Regions from separate parts of the Homo sapiens genome. Here region 2 is linked to region 1. A link is an interaction called in ENCODE POLR2A ChIA-PET data of the cell type or tissue named here. Cell type or tissue: CD4-positive, alpha-beta T cell. All regions are shown on one strand.

Region 1 (2,500 bases):
CTAGAACTTTGGAAGGCTCAGCTGGGTGGATCACCTGAGGTCGAAATCTCGCCACTGCACTCCAGCCTGGGCGACAGAGTAAGACACTGTCTCAAAAAAAAAAAACAAAAAAACTAGGCCTTAAAGAGCATGCACTCATCTTCTCTCCCACAGACCTGAGAGCACTTTCTTTCTTTTTTTTTTTTTTTTTGAGAAGGAGTCTCACTCTGTCACCTAGGATGGAGTGCAGTGGCGCAATCTTGGCTCACTGCAACCTCTGCCCCCGAGGTTCAAGCGATTCTCCTGCCTCAGCCTCCTGGGTAGCTGGGATTACAGGTGCATGCTGCCACGCCCAGCTAATTTTTTATATTTTAGTAGAGACAGGGTTTCACCATGTTACCCAGGCTGGTCTCGAACTCTTGAGCTCAGGCAATCCACCCGCCTCAGCCTCACAAAGTGCTAGGATTACAGGCGTGAGCCACCCCTCCTGGCTGAAAGTACTTTCATAGTCTGTTGACATCACACTTGCCCAAGGGGAAGCAGAGGCTGATTTCTCAAACTCCCTGATTATTAGTTGAGACACCTTCCCTCTTTGTCAGTGGGGCAGGAGAGACAACGGCAGGAGAATACTAAAAAATGTCCCCCGCTTTGTGGCAACTGTGAGTTCCCTTGAGGTCACCAACTACATCCTAATAATCTGTATCACCAGTTGCCAGAGTGATGCTTGCCCCGGAACTGACCCTTTGAGTGTTTGTTAAGTGAGTAATTAAGTGACAAAGTAATTCAGACAAGAGGACCTGCAACATTTTTCCTACGATAGTTCATGTCATGGTATGTGCAGAGGAAGGATAACCCAGCCCTCGGGTCAGCTAGTAGTCCCCACCACCCTTGCCAGGGACCCCACCCCCATACCCCAATTCCTTCAGCTTTCCCACCAGGGAGAAGCAGATATTCAGTCCGGGAGAGCCCCTCTTTCCTGAGGGACCTGTTTCTTTTTTTCTTTTTCTTTTCTTTTTGTTTTTTTTTTTTTTTTTGAGACCGATACTTGCTCTGTCATCCAGGCTGGGGTGCAGTGGCATGATCTCAGCTCACTGCAACACCTACCTCCCAGATTCAAGCAATTCTCATGCCTCAGCCTCTTGAGTAGCTGCGACTACCGGCACCCACCATCACGCCCAGCTAATTTTTGTAATTTTAGTAGCAACGTGGTTTCACCATGTTGGCCAGGCTGGTCTCGAACTCCCGACCTCAGGTGATCTGCCTTACCTCGGCCTCCCAAAGTGCTGGGATTACAGGCGTGAGCCACCGCGCCTGGCATGGGGGACCTGTTTCTACTTCACAATCTGTAGACTAGTCTATGGGCACAGTTCCTGAGGGACACCTCAGTGCTAGGCTCAGGAGATGCGCCAAGCAGAAAACTTGGCCATCTGGCATAGGGGAGGGAGGATGGAGCTCGTGAAACTCACAGTCTCCTAGGAAACACACCTGTGGGTTTCCGTTTCCTAGGGCTGCCACAACAAACTGGGTGGCTTCAAACGACAAGTAATTTGTTGTTGGTGGTGGTGGTGTTGAGACAGAGTCTCACTCTGTCGCCCAGGCTGGAGTGCAGTGGCGCGATCTCAGCTCACTGCAGCACCCGCCTGCCAGGTTCAAGTGATTCTCCTGCTTCAGCCTCCCAAGTAGCTGGGATTACAGGCACACATCACCACGCCCAGCTAATATTTTGTATTTTTAGTAGGGATAGGGTTTCACCATATTAGCCAGGCTGGTGTCGAACTCCTGACCTCAGGTGATCTGCCCGCCTCGGCCTCCCAAAGTGCTGGGATGACAGGCATGAGCCACTGCACCCAGCTTGCTTGTTTGTTTTGAGACAGGATCTCACTCTGTTGCCCAGGCTGGAGTGCAATGGCACAATCAGGGCTTACTGTAGCCTCGATCTCTTGGGCTCAAGCGATCCTCCTATCTCAGCCTCCCAAGTAGCTGAGACCACAGGCATGCACCATCATGCCAGCGTAATTTTTAAATTTTTTGTAGAGACAGGGTCTCACTGTGTTGCCCAAGCTGGCCTCAAACTCCTGGGCTCAAGCAATTCTCCTGCGTTGGCTTCCCAAAGTGCTGGGATTACAAGCATGAGCCCCTGTACCTGGCATTAACAAGTGAGGACGGCTTTCTCCTGGCTTCTGGTGGTTTCAGCAATCCTTAGCCTCCTTGGGCTTGTAGCTGCATCGCTCCAATCTCTGCCGCTGCCGTCCCGTGGCCCTCCCCTCTGTGTGTCTTTGTGTCTTCTCCTTTTCCATCTCTTATAAGGACACCCATCATTGGATTTCGGGGCCAGCCACCCTAATCCAGGATGATCTCATCTCGAGATCCTCCACTGAATTACATCTTTGAAGACACTTACTCCAAGTCAAGTCACATTCACAGTTCTGGAATGTGGACATATATTTTAGGGTGGGGCATCATTCAACTCATTAAACTGACCGAGCCACTTCCCATAGCCCGCAGCGTGGAGGGGAAGACG
Region 2 (2,500 bases), 150 kb after region 1:
TTTTGCCATGTTGGCCAGGCTGGTCTCAAACTCCTGACCTCAGATGATCCCTCCACCTGAGTCTCCCAAAGTGCTGGGATTACAGGCATGAGCTACTGCGCCTAGTCTCATTTAGTCATTTAGTTACTTTTTGTGTGTGATTATGAGGTAGGGTCTAAGTTCTTTTTTTTTTTTTTTTTTTTGAGACGGAGTCTCGCTCTTGTTGCCCAGGCTGGAGTGCAATGGCACGTGACCTCTGCTCACTGCAACCTCTGCCTCCCGGTTTCAAGTGATTCTCCCTCAGCCTCTCAAGTAGCTGGGATTACAGGCACCTGCCACCACGCCCGGCTAATTTTTTTTTCTTTTTTGAGATGGAGTCTCTGCTCCCATCACGCACAGTGAAGTGCAGTGGCTCAGTCTTGGCTCACTGCAACCTCTGCCTCCCAGGTTCAAGTGATTCTCCTGCCTCAGCCTCCCAAGTAGCTGGGATTACAGGCATGTGCCACCAAGCCTGGCTAATTTTTGTATTTTTAGTAGAGATGGTGTTTCACCATGTTGGCCAGGCTGGTCTCGAACTTCTGACCTCAGGTGATCCACCCACCTCAGCCTCCCAAAGTGCTGGGTTTACAGGCATGAGCCACCATGCCCAGCTGGGTCTAAGTTTTAAATTATTATTATTATTTTTTTACACGTGTATATCCTATTCTTGGGAAAATTTAAAGGGAGTTATTTCTGTTTCTGGTAACGTGCGCGTTCAGTGTGTGCTCCCCTGCCTGTAATTCTCCCATTAGGGTCAGGGCAGGGCTGGAGAAGCGAAAACCATAACTAGAAGAGACTTCCCCAACAGGATGTTGCCCAACCCTGGCCGGGCTGACATTCAGCCTCGAGGGTCCTTATCGGCAGTACAATTGCAGCTGTGACCAAACCCAGCCACCCACAGCCTGACACCCCCAACATCCTTGACCTTCCCTTTAGCTTCGGGCTTGAGCAGGCCTTTGATACTCAAATAGAGAAAGGAGACAGCAAGACCCCTGTGCCTTCTCAGAGGGGGCACCCCCTTCCCCGATGCCTTCACGGGTCCTGCCTCTCCGGGACCCAGCTTCCCTCCTGGCCACCCCACCACCTCCCCAGCCACACCTCATTTCCACCCATCTAGAGAGGGTGAAACACAAACACTCCTGGCAGCCCTGCCCGAGTGTGTCCTGGGACATGGTGGGGTGGGGGCTCCCTGACTCCTGGGAAGGGGAACTCTGGGGTGGCCTGTCCTCCCAGCTCCTCACCCCACTGGTGCCTCGCCCCATGAGTCGTGTGAAAAGGCAACAAAACCAACCGCAGGGAGATATAAAATCTCTTCCTGTATCTGTGACAGCTGTTATGTTGGTCTGGCCGTCTGTTCTTCCTGTGAGCACCTGAATCCGTTCAGACCAAGCTCTTCCTCTCTCCAAGAAGCCTCTATGGCTCCCACCTCACCCAGTAAAATCCAGTCTTCCCCAAGGCCCACAAGGCTTGGCTGTGTGATTTGCCCTGTCACCTCCAGCTCTCTTCCCCTCATTCACTTGGCTCCAGCCACCCCAGCTTCCTCACTGTTCCCCAAATAAATATGCCAGGCCCAGTCCAGCCTCACAGCCTTTGCATGCGCTGTTCCCTCTGCCTGGAACACCTTTCCCCCAGATATTTTTTTATTTTTTTATTATTTTGTGTTTTTGAGACAGAGTCTTGCTCTGTTGCCCAGGCTGGAGTGCAGTGGCGCAACCTCAGCTCACCACAGCCTCTGCCTCCTGGGTTCAAGCCATTCTCCTGCCTCAGCCTCCCGAAAAGCTGGGACTACAAGTGGGCATCACCACGCCCGGCTAATTTTTGTATTTTTAGTAGAGACGGGGTTTCACCATGTTGGCCAGGCTGGTCTCGAACTCCTGACCTCAACTGATCTGCCTGCCTTGGCCTCCCAAAGTGCTGGGATTACAGGCATGAGCCACTGCGCCTGGCCCCTCTCACTCTTTTGTCTGCCTAACATACTTGCTCAGAGGTCACCTCCTCAGTGAGTACTTCCCTGACGACCCCCATATTTGAAATTTTAGCTTCCTTCCCCCAGTCCTTTCTAACCTTTCCCCTCTATTTTATTTTTCTCTATAGCACATCACCTTCTAATATTTTAATTCATGAATTTACATAGAGTGTCAGTCCCATGGGGGCAGGGGTTTTTCTGTCTTGTTCACTGCTGTATCCTCAGCACCTAAAACAGGGCCAGGGACACCACAGGTGCTCAATTAATGTTTCTCAGCCAGGTGCAGTGGCTCAGGGCTGTAATCCCAGCACTTTTGGGAGGCCAAGACGGGCACATCACCTGAGGTCAGGAGTTCGAGACCAGCCTGGCCAACACGGTGAAACCCTGTCTCTACTAAAAATACAAAAATTAGCTGGGTGTGGTGGCGCGTGCCTGTAATCCCAGCTACTAGGGAGGCTGAGGCAGGAGAATTGTGTGAACCCAGGAGGCGGAGGTTGCAGTGAGCTGAGATTGCGC

Evidence for each region. ChIA-PET counts read pairs that join two places held together with the same protein. Peaks named below come from ENCODE experiments on the same cell type or tissue, not always from the same donor. Only the 100,000 strongest peaks of a DNase experiment are listed, where the experiment ranks them.
Region 2: POLR2A ChIA-PET joins it to region 1 with 7 read pairs; 11 of 35 experiments call an interaction of 5 or more read pairs at or near these places.

Annotation. Positions count from the first base shown.
Region 1 is chr19:14,506,117-14,508,616 of GRCh38, reverse strand. No RefSeq gene overlaps it. Among named protein-coding and RNA genes, the nearest start is that of DNAJB1, 11 kb to the left of the region's middle. In CD4-positive, alpha-beta T cell, no CTCF peak of the experiment used is centred here; DNase peaks (open chromatin) are centred at 43, 616 and 1,476; H3K4me3 peaks cover 590 bases; H3K27ac peaks cover 1,565 bases.
Region 2 is chr19:14,354,824-14,357,323 of GRCh38, reverse strand. The region is part of intron 1 of LINC01841 (long intergenic non-protein coding RNA 1841); the gene reads left to right. Among named protein-coding and RNA genes, the nearest start is that of LINC01841, 7.9 kb to the left of the region's middle. RefSeq lists enhancers at 966-1,015, 1,086-1,265, 1,326-1,425. In CD4-positive, alpha-beta T cell, no CTCF peak of the experiment used is centred here; DNase peaks (open chromatin) are centred at 841 and 1,313; H3K4me3 peaks cover 622 bases; H3K27ac peaks cover 1,824 bases.